Regions from separate parts of the Homo sapiens genome. Here region 2 is linked to region 1. A link is a contact called in ENCODE Hi-C or POLR2A ChIA-PET data. All regions are on one chromosome and are shown on one strand. Each heading gives the region's core, a stretch centred on a gene start or an enhancer-like site at or near the end of the contact. The rest is flanking DNA. Distances are from core to core; before and after follow the strand shown.

Region 1 (6,170 bases), core at 324-2,823:
GGGAGCCGGGGTTTGTGGAAGTTAGAATTTATCTGATGATCCAGAGCTGCTTCTCCCCCACGATAGGTCACCGTGAATCGGAGTATTTTGTGGTTGGCCTTTTCAAACAGGCAAGCATTTGGTGGTTTGTCTTTTGTTTAATTTGTTACCAGATCACACAAGATATTTTTCAACAGAATTTCAGAAAGCATCTTGGGAAATCCACAAAAATGGGCTGAGTCATCTAACCAGAAACAGTCCACACCACATCTGACTCTGAATGCCTGGCTTTTCTTTCTTTGGGGAGAAAGTTCTCAGCATCAGTTGGATGAAAGGGCAGGGAAGTCGAGATTGATTTGGGGTTTACAGGGACATAAAGAGAAATTACCAGCCCCAGACTCTGAAAATTTTTAAGGTATCAGAAAAGTGCTTGTGATAGAACCTGATGATTGCTTTTGGTGCCTGGGATGGTTATTAAGGGTCAAAATAATGTGGAGATGCCATCATGGAAAAGTGACTGTGATATGAATCTGTTGCTAAAAATGATGATTTCAAGGAGCAGAATGACATTCCATCCACCTATGACACGCACTTCACATTTGGTTAAGGGTTAGGCCAAGAGCTTTTTTTCTTTCTTTCTTTCTTTCTTTCTTTCTTTCTTTCTTTCTTTCTTTCTTTCTTTCTTTCTCTCTCTCTCTCTCTTTCTTTCTTTCTTTCTTTCTCCCTCTCTCTCTCTCTCTCTCCTCTTTCTTTCTTTCTTTCTTTCTTTTTGTACAGCTCTTGCAGCTCTAAACCCACAAAGCAGGTTAGGTTTCCTCTGGCCTGTGACCTAATCTTTAGTATTAGAGGAGGCACTGATTTGTTTGCTCTGATGTAAGCCCAAAGGGAATTTGGCTTCTTGATTTATAACAGGATTGGGTTTCAGGCCTCTAACAGTTAAAACCGGTCTTCAGCAGAGACTCAAGCAGGGGGAATGAAAGTTACACAGTGCGTGGATTAGTCCTTTGGTGTTTTTGACACAGTTTCTTTTCATAGGAGAATCTTATTTCAAATAGGGAGGCGTTTCCCCGTTTTAGAAAATGCTTGTGAAATGCATGACTCATTACGCCCTTGCAAAGAGCCAAAAAAAGTTCTGCAGAGTCTAGGACAGGACTAAACCGCAGCTAAGTCTAATATTTCAGTCTTGCTGAAACAGCTGTTCCCACTCGGGTCCGAGAGCGGGTGGGAGTAGAGATGGTGTGTGGGGGGGTCCCCACTTCAGTTCCCCAAAGCATCAGCTGCTCCCTGTCTTGAACAGAATCAGCTCCAACAGGGAGAGGCTTGGACATGCCCGCCATTGACGCTGCCAGGCCTCGAACTCTCCTGAGAGTTGGATTTTTCCCAGTCTGTGCTATCTCACTCTTATTTGAGGAATTTGAGTCAGAGCAAAATGTGGGCAGAGAAGGAGAAGGAACACCAACACCTCAATTATTGAGGGAAAAGACGTGCAGGTTTTCTGTAGCAGTGAACCTGAAGGAAGACACTGCTTTGTGTCTGGCTCCCAAAGAAAAAGGCCAAGTTGATCTTTCCTGTGAAACAGCTGAAGGTACCACCTTGAAAACTGGATGTTTTCCCAACTGTGGGCCAAGTTTCAGCTTGAATACAGTCATCCTCGGTATCCCTGGGGAACTGGCTCCAGCACACCCTCCCCACAACATCAGTGACTACCCAAATCCACAAAATGGTGTAGTGTTTGCATATAACTGATGCACATCCTCCTGTTTGCTTTAAATCATCTCTACATACCTTATATCTAATACAAGATAAATGCCATTGAAATAGTCGTTGTACTGTATTTTTTGTTTGTATTATTGTTATTGTTTTTTTTTTTTTTTTGAGATGGAGTCTTACTCTGTCACCCAGGCTGGAGTGCAGTGGTGCCATCTCAGCGCACTACAGCTTCCGCCTCCTGTGTTCAGGCCATTCTTGTGCCTCAGCCTCCCAAGTAGCTGGGACTACAGGCATGCACAACCATGCCGGGCTAATTTTTGTACTTTTAGTAGAGACAGGGTTTTACCATGTTGACCAGGCTGGTGTCGAACTCCTGACCTCAAGTGATCCACCTGCCTTTGCATTCCAAAGTGCTGGGATTACAGACTTGAGTCACCGTGCCGGGCCGTGTTATTTTGTATAGTTTGTTCCATCTGCGGTTGGTTGAATCCACTGATGTGGGACTCCAGTATATGGGCAGCGGGCTGTGTGTCACTGGCCCCGTGTTAATAGGTACCTGTGTTTTCCTATTTGCTGTTATGTCAACAAAAACCGAGAACAATCCCTTCTAAGGGTGACTGCTTTTAGCTTCAAAATCAAGAACACTAAAACTCCAGCATCCATAGGAAAGTATCGCACGGACTTAACCATATCATCTTCCTGAGAAATGGATGGAGGCCAGGTGTGCTACCCGTCACTGAGCTTTATCCGGGGAGAGAGAACCAGGTGAGTATTGCCAGGTGGTGTTGGAAAGCAACAGCAGCCATCCCCATACGCGGGAGAGGGTCCCAACCACATGTGGGGAGATGATTTAAAGGAAACAGGAGGATGTGCATCAGTTATATGCAAACACTACACCATTTTGTGGATTTGGGTAGTCACTGATGTTGTGGGGAGAGAGAGAGAGAGAGAGAGAGAGAGAGGGAGAGGGAGAGAGAGAGAGAGAGAGAGAGAGAGAGAGAGAGAGAGAGAGAGAGAGAGAGAGAGAGAGAGAGGCTTCCGTCCTCAGACCCAGAACAAGACTTCAGCATCTCAATAGCAGCAGGGAGTGGAACCTACTATTACTTTTTTTTTTTTTTCCTGATACAAACCATGCACTGAGTTTCAAAAGGGAATTTTTGGCTAGGTGTGGTGGCTCCCTCCTGTAATCCCAGCACTTTGGGAGGCCAAGGTGGGTGGATCACTCGAGGTCAGGAGTTCGAGACCTGCCTGGCCAACATGGTGAAACCCCGTCTGTACTAAAAATACAAAAATTAGCTGGGCAGGGTGGCGAGCACCTGTAATCCAAGCTACTCGGGAATCTGAAGCAGGAGAATCACTTGAACCCGGGAGGCGGAGGTTGCAGTGAGCCGAGATCACATCACCTCACTCTAACCTGGGTAACAGGCTCTGTCTCAAAAAAAAAAAAAAAAAGGGAAATTTTTATTTATTGTTTACTAAGAAACACCATAAAATATTTTTGGAGTGTGTGTGTGTATGTGTGTGTAGTCAAAAACCACAGAATAATTGACACATGCCTTTTTGACAATCTTGTCTCTTAACACTGAGTTCAAAACACACTGACGCTGTCCTGAGAGGCCACCGACAGAGAGAAGCAGGGCCCCCTCTATAGAAGCCGTTTCTTGGGAAAGGTCCAGATTTCTCCCAGCACTTCCTCCTCTATTCTCTCTGTTATTCATGCTACATCGGACATCCCATGCTGCGACTTCCCCCTCTTCAAATGGATTTTCAACAAAGTCTCTCTTTGTTAATCAAAACTTTTTTGATTACTTTCTTTATCACTTTTTTTTTTAAATTCAGAAGTATTTTAGTGGCTTGGCTCCCTGCCGTCTCTCAAAACTGTAGTGAGGTGTGAGGAGGGCAGGAGCCGACCCCGTCTGCGTCTGCACAGACCATCGTTCTGTGGGTATCAAAGCTGCCATGTCCCTCCCAAGAGACACAGCAACATTTTGTGCTACAATAGTTTACTGCATTTAGTATCCATTCATTATTGAAAAACAGATTTTTCTCATAGACTTGGACCTACCCCTCCCAGGAGAACGTTATGCAGAATTTTTCTGCATAACGATGTGGCTTATCTTTGATGTGGATAGAAGCCACTGGGCATCTCTGTTTGGGGCATTTCTTCTCTCCAACCTGCAGCGGGGGCAGCGGGTCATTCCAGAGAGGACACAGCAGTGACGACGAGACAAAATCGGCGTTTGGGTTTTCCAGGCCATCCATATATTTGGCCCAAGTAGATTTACTAACCCACCACTGTCACTGAAAATCCTCAACAGCACATTTTTGCTGGGGACAGAGAGGGGGAAGGATGGTCTGAATAAGGAAATGGCATGTGTGCTCACTGTGCTTACGCTTGGTAGAACAAGAATGTCAAGAAAGGAAGGCCTGGCGGGTGAGAACAGGACCCATTGTGCTGGAATCCTGTTGGCGGCAAACAGAGAGTTTCAGTCTGTGGTGAATTCACACTGTTACTAGGCATGGAAAACAATGAGAGTTTTATGAGACTTGTTTACACATCTAGAAAATACATCTAGCTCCTTGAAGCAGAGTGTGGTGGCAAACGTCTGACATTCAGTTACTATGCACAAAAGAGTTCCTTCCCACAAGGCCGGCAGGTTCGGGAAGTCCTCCCGTATTCGAGGTACCAGGAGCCATAAATCCATATTTAATTAGCTTTGAACGAAATGCAAGAGATGATAGGCTCTTTGTGCTAAAAATGAAACCAAAACCGACCGGGTTGATTTATGTCTAATTCAGAGTTGTAATTTAATTGAAACGACATCCTGAATTTTAAAAATCTCTCTGGCAAAGCCCATCCCACGTGAAATTCAAATTCAGAGTCTTAGGGCTTAGGAATCTCCATGTTCTGATTCTCTGCCACATTGCTTAAGATGTTTACTCAACCCTCTTCAACAGCTTACTTCCTTAACTGGCTTGCTTCTCATTAAATCACTGCATTTCTTAGTGACTCAAAGTTATGAAGCTCAAGTTTGAATACAAACACGTCGGGATTTCTTAATGGATAACTTATTTGACAGTCCTTAGCTCTCCTCTTCACCAGGCACATGTCTATGGGAGGAGGCTGACGCTGAGTTTAAATGTTGGCTGCTGAGGCAAAGGTAGAAATGAAAAGGTCAAGAAAACGATGAATTTAGAAACTTGTGCCAGATGGTGAAATAGAGATCTCAATAGATAGTGAAATCTTAATAGTACACCTGGAAAATATAGATTCACAATCAAAACCTTAGCTGTTATGCAAGTTTTACAAACAAAAAAAGAGGAATTCCTCTAAATGAAAGCTTCTATCTTCTTTTACTCTAGTAAGAGCAAAAAAAGAATGTAAAAGTTATGAAATAATACTATTTCAATAGCAGGTTAATGAATTATTTTTGAATAACTTGAAATATATGCGTGCACTCATACATGATCAACTTCCTTCGGGCAGGTTGCCCAAATGCTTTATTCTTGCTAAGGTGTTCATTACACACAACACCATGTGGCCACCCTGGGCGTGGGCATCCCTGCAAACCACAGCACAAGGTTCTCTGGGCCCCTTCGCAGTCGACCTCAAAGCAGCCACTCTTGGTGTTCTTTACGTCGACTTTTTTTTGCACAGCAGGATGTCTTGAGGGTCCCCAGGCCATTGTGTGCATGAAGTGTGCTCGTCCCTCTGCAGGTGACACCCCGGCTTGTGGTGAAACCCTGGCTAGTGGATATGCCGGCATCCCCTGGGATTCCAGTCCATCAAGGTGGCCACCGGCCACCAGGGCTTGTAAGAAACCCTGCTGGGGCTTCTCACCTCCTCACCTCCTACTCACCCCACCAGGCATGGGATGCAGCTTGCGTCTCTTCCTTTGGGGGCAGGCTCCTTACCTTCTAGACTCTGGCTCATTTAGGTTCTTCTGGGTCCTCAGTGTTCCCACAGGCTGTAGGAGCCTATGATATTAGAGACGATCTGACTGTTCCTCACTGTTAGGCTGTGTATGTCTCTCTCTATGATGTTTTATATCCTAACCAGAAGGAAAAATCTCCAAATACCTGAATATATACATTTTATATATCTCCTTTGGAAAAAAAAAAGCAATGGCCAGGTGAGGTGACTCATGCCTGTAATTCCAGCACTTTGGGAGGCCAAGGCAGGTGGATCAGTTGAGGTCTAGAGTTCAAGACCAGCCTGGCCAACATGGCGAAACCCCGTCTCTAAAATAATAAACAAATAAATAAATAAATAAATAATAAGCCAGGTCTGGTGGCAAGTGCCTGTAGTCCCAGATACTTAAGAGGCTGAGGTGAGAAGATCGCTTGAGCCTGGGAGGCGGAGGTTGCAGTGAGCCAAGATCAGGCTGCTGCACTCCAGCCTGGGTGACAGAGCGAGACTCCATTTCAAGAAAAAAAAAAAAAGAAAAGCAGAGAATTTATTTATATTTATTTATTTCCCT
Region 2 (6,648 bases), core at 2,170-4,669, 790 kb after region 1:
TTATTATTATTTGTTAATATTTGTTCCCAGTGCCATGAGGCTGCTTTCTCAAGCAGCAATTTCTTTATTTCAAAACAAGTTTCAGTGTAATTCACCTCACTCACAAGGGTATTCTAGAAACAAGTGAGTTGCTTGTTGCTCTTTTTAGCTGACACACCGAATAAACCTTGACACTTTCCCTTCCTGGTTTCTCCCTTCCCCTCGCCATCATAGCAGGAGGCTGCTTTGAAATATATTATACTGACAGTGAGCATATGTGCAGCAGTAAATATTATGGTTTCATCTAATGCTTCAACTGTGAAAACAAAAGACAGAAAATGTAGTTCACATAACAGATACTGAGGTCAAAAACTATCGGTACAGATATTCCACATGGCAACTATTACACATTTCATGGAGAGCTTATTTATGGGAACATATTATGAGTCATAGCAATTCATAACATGGTGTGCTATGGAAAATTCCATTCTCCACTCCAACTAAATAGTAGACACACAGCACTCATTTTTGATTAATGAGAGTCATAAACATATCCCACCAGGTATAATACAGTAGTTTACAGCTCTAACCTAAATTGACAGATATATTTTTTTCTTCATAAAACAAGAAAAATGGGATAAGTAAAATTACTGCAGTTCTCAGCCCAACAGTTAACTGGCTACAGCCAGGGCCGGGGCAGTGTCATTACCCACTTATAGGGATTTCAGCTCCTCTGGCATCATTTATTCATTACCTATATTGCAGCATCTTCATCTATTCTATAAAGATCTTTCTAGTTTGAATTAAGATAATGTGCTATCTGTGCTTGTTAGATATGGCATAACGCGGTTTGTACTCACTTTAAATCTCACCAAGTCAGAGAGCATTTTTGCATTTGAGATAGAGCTAAAAATATTCACCCATTAAAATAGTAATCATCATTAAAATTAGCTCACTGATTTTGCTGATTAATTTTTCAGTAACAAGTGTGCTTTCCGAAAAGTTTCAATTAAACATTTTTTGACAAAACTACATTTTTAAATCGTAAGAAGAAAAAGATAATTAAGGAAATAAAAATAGAAAATTTAAATCTACTGTAATTTTTAAAAGCCTGAAAAATTCTCTGACAAAAATAAAGAGTGAAGAGGATGGGGATGGTTGCTATTACTAGAATGTAGGACTGAGTTAGTTTCCTACATTTTCATTTTTGGGCTGTGATCATCACACCTTGGAAATGTTGTCTATTTTTGCCTGTATAGAAAAAGTACAATCTAGCAGACATAAGAATTCAAGGGAAGAGGGCCACTTTGGTGAGATTTAAATCTTTATTTGCATGAGTTCTATTTTCAAATGCAACAGGCATGGTTCAAGTTCCGAACAAGGTTGGAAATCTGTCAAGGTGCAGCTTTAAATCCAGGGGATGAAACCAAGGTTGGCTGCTTATGAGGCAGTCGTTGGTACTTTTTTTTCTCTTTAGAATCTATTTTCGTTGAAGTTAAAGACATAAGCAACTTTTGAAAATTATGGCAGAAGAAATAATGGGTCTTTCTTTCTTTCTTTCTTTCTTTCTTTCTTTCTTTCTTTCTTTCTTTCTCTCTCTCTCTTTCTCTTTCTTTCTTTCTTCTTTCTTTCTTTCTTTCTTTCTTTCTTTCTTTCTTTCTTTCTTTCTTTCTTTCTTTCTTCTTTCTTTCTTTCTTTCCTTCCTTCCTTCCTTCTTTCTTTCTTTCCCTCTTTCTTTCTTTCTTTTTTTTTTTTTTTTGTTTTTTGAGATGGAGTCTCACTCTTTTGCCCAGGCTGGAGTGCGGTGGCATGATCTCCGCTCACTGTAACCTCCACTTCCTGGGTTCAAGCGAATCTCCTGCCTCAGTCTCCCAAGTAGCTGGGATTACAGGCGTGGCACTACCACACCTGGCTAATTTTTGTATTTTTAGTAGAGATGGGGTTTCGCCATCTTAACCAGGCTTGTCTTGAAATCCTGGCCTCAGGTGATCCACCTGCTTCAGCCTCCCAATGTGCTGGGATTACAGGTATGAGCCACCATGCCTGGCCGTTATTTCAATCCCATAAGAATATCAATCTGTACTGTAATCTTTAAGAAAGCAGACTAGTACAAATGTCTCTGGCTTTAAAATAGATACACATATTTTAAATGGAGAATAAGAACATTAACTCTAAGACAGAAACCTGTTAAAAAAAGTATAGAAGATAAATAGTAGGAGAAAGGTATAATGTTCAGCCATGTTAAAAATAATGTTTGCATATAATTTGGTACTAATAAAAGCAATTAAATACTCCTTAGGTTTGAATACTTGATGTGACACAGTATTTGTAATGGGTATATGTCACAAAGCAGTAGTGATGTCCGGCCCATCACAGATGACCGGCAGTAGTGATGTCCAGCTCGTCACAGATGACTATCAGAGAGTATGTGTCATGGGAATATCTTCTGACCTTTCTCATATAACGGGTGGCAGCAGACATCAAGAGAGACAGGGGCTCCTGTCAAAATGATCTGGGATATGGCAGGCAAGAAGGAGCAGCAGTTAACCCAAAGATTTCCATATTTCCATAGAAAAATACAAACACACACACACACACACACACACACATTTATTTTCTTTTTAGAGAACACAGATAATGTGTAGTTATATATTTCTTTATTTCCAAACATTAAGCTGTAATGGAAATCAGCTTGTTTTAATAATGTAATTTAGCTTAATCTTCGATGGAGCTTTAGTGAGCTATTTTCTAGAATTTTTAGAAAGTAAGTCATTTGCTGTTTATGAGTCTCATTACATAATCTCTGGGCCATTTGAATTGCAAGAGATATTAAATCAAAATGTTTATAAAAGGTTATCTATGTATTCTATGACACAGTATGTCTGAGATGGCTAGCATTTGAGAAACAAAGATGTTCTTATTTGTCTCCTTTAATTTGAAATGTAAATTTAGTTTGGTTTAAAGTGGAATGCCATAGATAACTATCAGAATAAAACAATGTGTGTATTTGTGTGTGTGAGGGTGTGTAGATTGGTAGATAGATGATAGATGATAAATAATAGCTATACAGACGGAAGATAGCTATATGGACATTTAAGGTACCTAAATTATCATATATTGTCACATCTTGACTCCTAATTACATCCAGGTGCATATGAAAATAAAAGGTTTGAGCTATTTTAAATCCTGTGTGTATGTTTGTTATTTCCCAACATTCACCTTTGCCCTCTTGCAAACTATCTTTCCTGTAGCAGCCAAAGTGATTTAAAAATAAAATACAAATATTTTAGACCTTCGAAAGGGCTGGCATCACACTTAGAACCAAATCTAAACTCCCGGCTACAGCCTGCCTCTCCTAGCTCCTACGCCATGACTGCCCCCAACCCACCCCAGCTCTCTAAGCTCCCACCCTAGACCTCACTGGCTTCCTGCCAGCCTTAGGACACAGGCTCCTTCCGTTTCTTCAGCCTGAGATGGCCACTCCCTGGGGCTGGTCTCTGTAAGCTGGCTCCTTCTAGCACTGCTGGGGCTCTGCCTAACCTCCCACAGACCCCTTAACCAGCTCTGTGGGCTCTGCCCAGCTTCTAGGGAGTTGCATCCTGGTTCAGGGCATCTTCCTGGGGCTTGTAGGCCTCCCACAAGGGAGGTGACTGCCGGGTGGGTGTGTGAAGCCCAGCTCCCTTCCCTCCACAGCAAACTGCAGAGGTAGCATCATCACCAAGCATCTGAGCACACAGGCTGAGGCTGAGACCCCCTGAGAAGCTGTCCCCGCCTGGCATCTCCTGCTTCCCTCTCTTGACCCTTACATTGCCAGATTGGCTTCTTCTGGAAGCAGTTCTTTAATCGATCGCTTACAGGTAAATCTTCATCTCAGCATGTACCTCTGGGAAGTCTGAGGCAAGACAAATGGCAGCTCCAAAGCCACCTCCAACCCCCTTCTGACAAAGACAGCCCATTCAGGGACCTAGTATTCGTTTCAAGTCCAGGGCCCCCCAGGATCCCAAGCATGGGGTCCCTGGGATTGGGGGCACTGCCTCCAGCCTGGGCTGCATGTTTTATATTTTCTCTGTTTATTCCCTTGATGAGACTTATTACTATCTGTAATTATGCATCCTTTGTTTATGTGAATATTGGTTTCCTCCAGTAAGTCACACTCTCTATGGAAACAGCAGCTTCATTTGCACCCTTCACTGCCACACCTTGGCTGCCATGATGGCACGCAGAGAAGGCAGGTGCTGCTGGATGCTGGGGACATGAGAACCTTGCTCTCGAAGAGGAAGATCCTGCCTCTCTTCACCAAATTCTTACATCCCCATTTCCATAAGCTGCGTCATTGTCTCTGCTGACCCTCAGCTTCTCGGCCTATCCTTGTTGCCCTGGCTCCTGGGGCCAGCAGGGCTGGTGGCTGCAGGAATTTATGAGGGCATGTACCTGTGAAGAGCGAACAGTGGTAGTGCCTGATGGCCAATTTTTGAGATGCCTAAAAGCTTTCTCAGGGCGCCTGGGCATGACCATTAGGAAAGGAGCATGCATTATGAAGAGTGTGGTCCTTTTCTAGCTCAGCGAGATTTACTTCCCCAGGTGGAGCTGGTAAAAGCACAAGCACCCTCGATAAACCCTGAGGAGCTCAGGTGGTTGCCCAGGGAGTGGAGCCTGGTGAGGACATTTCCCTGGAGATCAGGCACCGGAATGTCTGCTTCCTAGCTTTTCTGGGAGTAGGGGATGCAGAAAGCAGAAGTGAATGGAACAAGTTCCTTATGACCTTTCACCATTTGGCAAATGTGTGTGATAGAATATGCAGAAGAATGGACCAGGCAAGGTGGTTCATGCCTGTAATCCCAGCACTTTGGGAGGCCAAGCCAGGAAGATCGCTTGAGCCCAAGAATTCAAGACCAGTTTGGGCAGCAAAGTTAGACCCCAACTCTACATATATAAGAAATTAGGTGTGTAATCCCAGCACTTTGGGAGGCCGAGGCAGGTGGATCCCCTGAGGTCGGGAGTTTGAGACTAGCCTGACCAACATGGAGAAACCCCGTCTCTACTAAAAAATACAAAATTAGCCAGGTGTGGTGGTGCATGCCTGTAATCCCAGCTACTCAGGAGGCTGAAGCAGGAGAATGGCTTGAACCCGGGAGGCGGAGGTTGCGGTGAGCTGAGATCACGCCATTGCACTCCAGCCTGGGCGACAAGAATGAAACTTTGTCTCAAAAAAAAAAAAAAAAAAAAAAGAAATTAGGTGGATGTGGTGATGAGCTCCTGTAGTCCCAGCTACTCTGGAGGTTGAGGCAAGATGATTACTTGAGCCTGAAATGTCAAGGCTGCAATGAGCTGTGATCATACCACCGTACTCCAGCCTGGGTGACAAGGCACAACCCTGTCTCAAAAAACAAACACAGAGGATGCAGAAGAATGGATGTCACATTTAATTTTTTAAAAAAATATATATCCTGTGAGACATTTAACTCAATGATTTATTAATTCAAGAAATCTTTATTTAGCACTTTGTATGTGCTAGGCCCTGGTCTAGACATTGGGAGCACAGAAGTGACCAAACGCAGACATATTTTGCCTTCCTGTTTGATATTCTAGTTGGCTGAGAGAAACAATAAATGAACACTCGGAAGGTTGATGGGTTGGCAAAAGTGAGAGAGACTGGACTTGGTGGGGAAGCTTGGTGGTGGTGGCAATAAGCTTTTAAGCAAAGATTTAAATAAAGCAAGGAAGCAGTCCATGCAAGCACCTTCAGGAAGTGTGTTTCAGGCAGAGACACGGTGGGTGAATGCTCTGAGGCTGTAACAAGCTGAGGGGGAACAAGAAACACTAAAATTCTGTGAATTCCAGCGGCATCAGTTGAATGTTAATTATGGCACATCAGGTACTTTCCCTTAGCAGCCAACAGAGTAAAAGGGAGTCGGTCTATGTACATAGATGATTGCTTTTGAGGTGGCACTTAACACCTGTGTTTCCATCATATCCCAGTGGTAGACTAGAAAATGGCAACAAATAATAGAATTTGTGTTATTCTCATAGGATCTTTTTAATAAGTTATAGATTCATCTGAGGGAGTACCAGACTATTGGGTTTTAGAGATTGACAGCAAAGAAGAACTTAGGCATGAATCTTCTTAATAACAGCTAATATAGAAATAGAGGAAAAAATCATTCTCACAATACAGATAGATTAGAAAGTAATCATTTATATTCAACAAGTATTTATTGCATAACTAAAAGATTCTATGTGAGAGTACTACACGTAATGATTTTCTGTGAAGCAGTTAAGATACAATTTGTTCCTCTAAGAAGGAAAACAGGATGTATGCATCTATGTTCTCTGCCAAGCACACTAAGGCTTTTGCTTTTAATTCATAAACATTATGCAATACAATGGCATACAATAAAGTTCCTCTTTGTTTAGTAGAGCTGAGGGTGTCCCAGTTGGTTGCAATATATATATTTAATAATTAGATTGTGTGTGTGTGCACAAGTGTGTGCATGCACATGTATGTGTGCATGCATGTGTCTGCATATATGCACACACACGAGGGTGTGTAAGTGGGTATGCATGTGTGTGTGTGTGTATATGTTCACATGTGAGTGTGTGTGAATGGACATGCTTGTGTGTGTGTGTTCACATTGTGCAATCCAAATGCCCTGCTTTATGCATCTGTAT

Evidence for each region. Hi-C counts contacts between places; a loop is a spot of excess contacts on that map. ChIA-PET counts read pairs that join two places held with the same protein, here RNA polymerase II (POLR2A).
Region 2: a loop to region 1 is called in a map of ovary, with 3 times the contacts of the local background. The contact joins two enhancer-like sites. A Hi-C loop is called at or near these places in 2 of 168 maps with a recorded cell type or tissue (ovary and sigmoid colon). POLR2A ChIA-PET finds 5 or more read pairs at or near these places in 1 of 52 experiments (activated CD4-positive, alpha-beta T cell).

Annotation. Positions count from the first base shown.
Region 1 is chr10:3,468,223-3,474,392 of GRCh38, forward strand. All of the region lies in intron 3 of LINC02669 (long intergenic non-protein coding RNA 2669), which reads right to left. All of the region lies in intron 1 of LOC105376360 (a long non-coding RNA gene), which reads left to right. All of the region lies in intron 1 of LOC124902538 (a long non-coding RNA gene), which reads left to right. Among named protein-coding and RNA genes, the nearest start is that of LINC02669, 32 kb to the right of the region's middle. RefSeq lists an enhancer at 1-285. Within about 2 kb of position 1,574, at least 28 of the 41 ENCODE cell types and tissues checked have a DNase peak (open chromatin) inside an H3K27ac peak, as active enhancers do.
Region 2 is chr10:4,260,277-4,266,924 of GRCh38, forward strand. No RefSeq gene overlaps it. Among named protein-coding and RNA genes, the nearest start is that of LINC00702, 20 kb to the left of the region's middle. Within about 2 kb of position 3,420, at least 4 of the 41 ENCODE cell types and tissues checked have a DNase peak (open chromatin) inside an H3K27ac peak, as active enhancers do.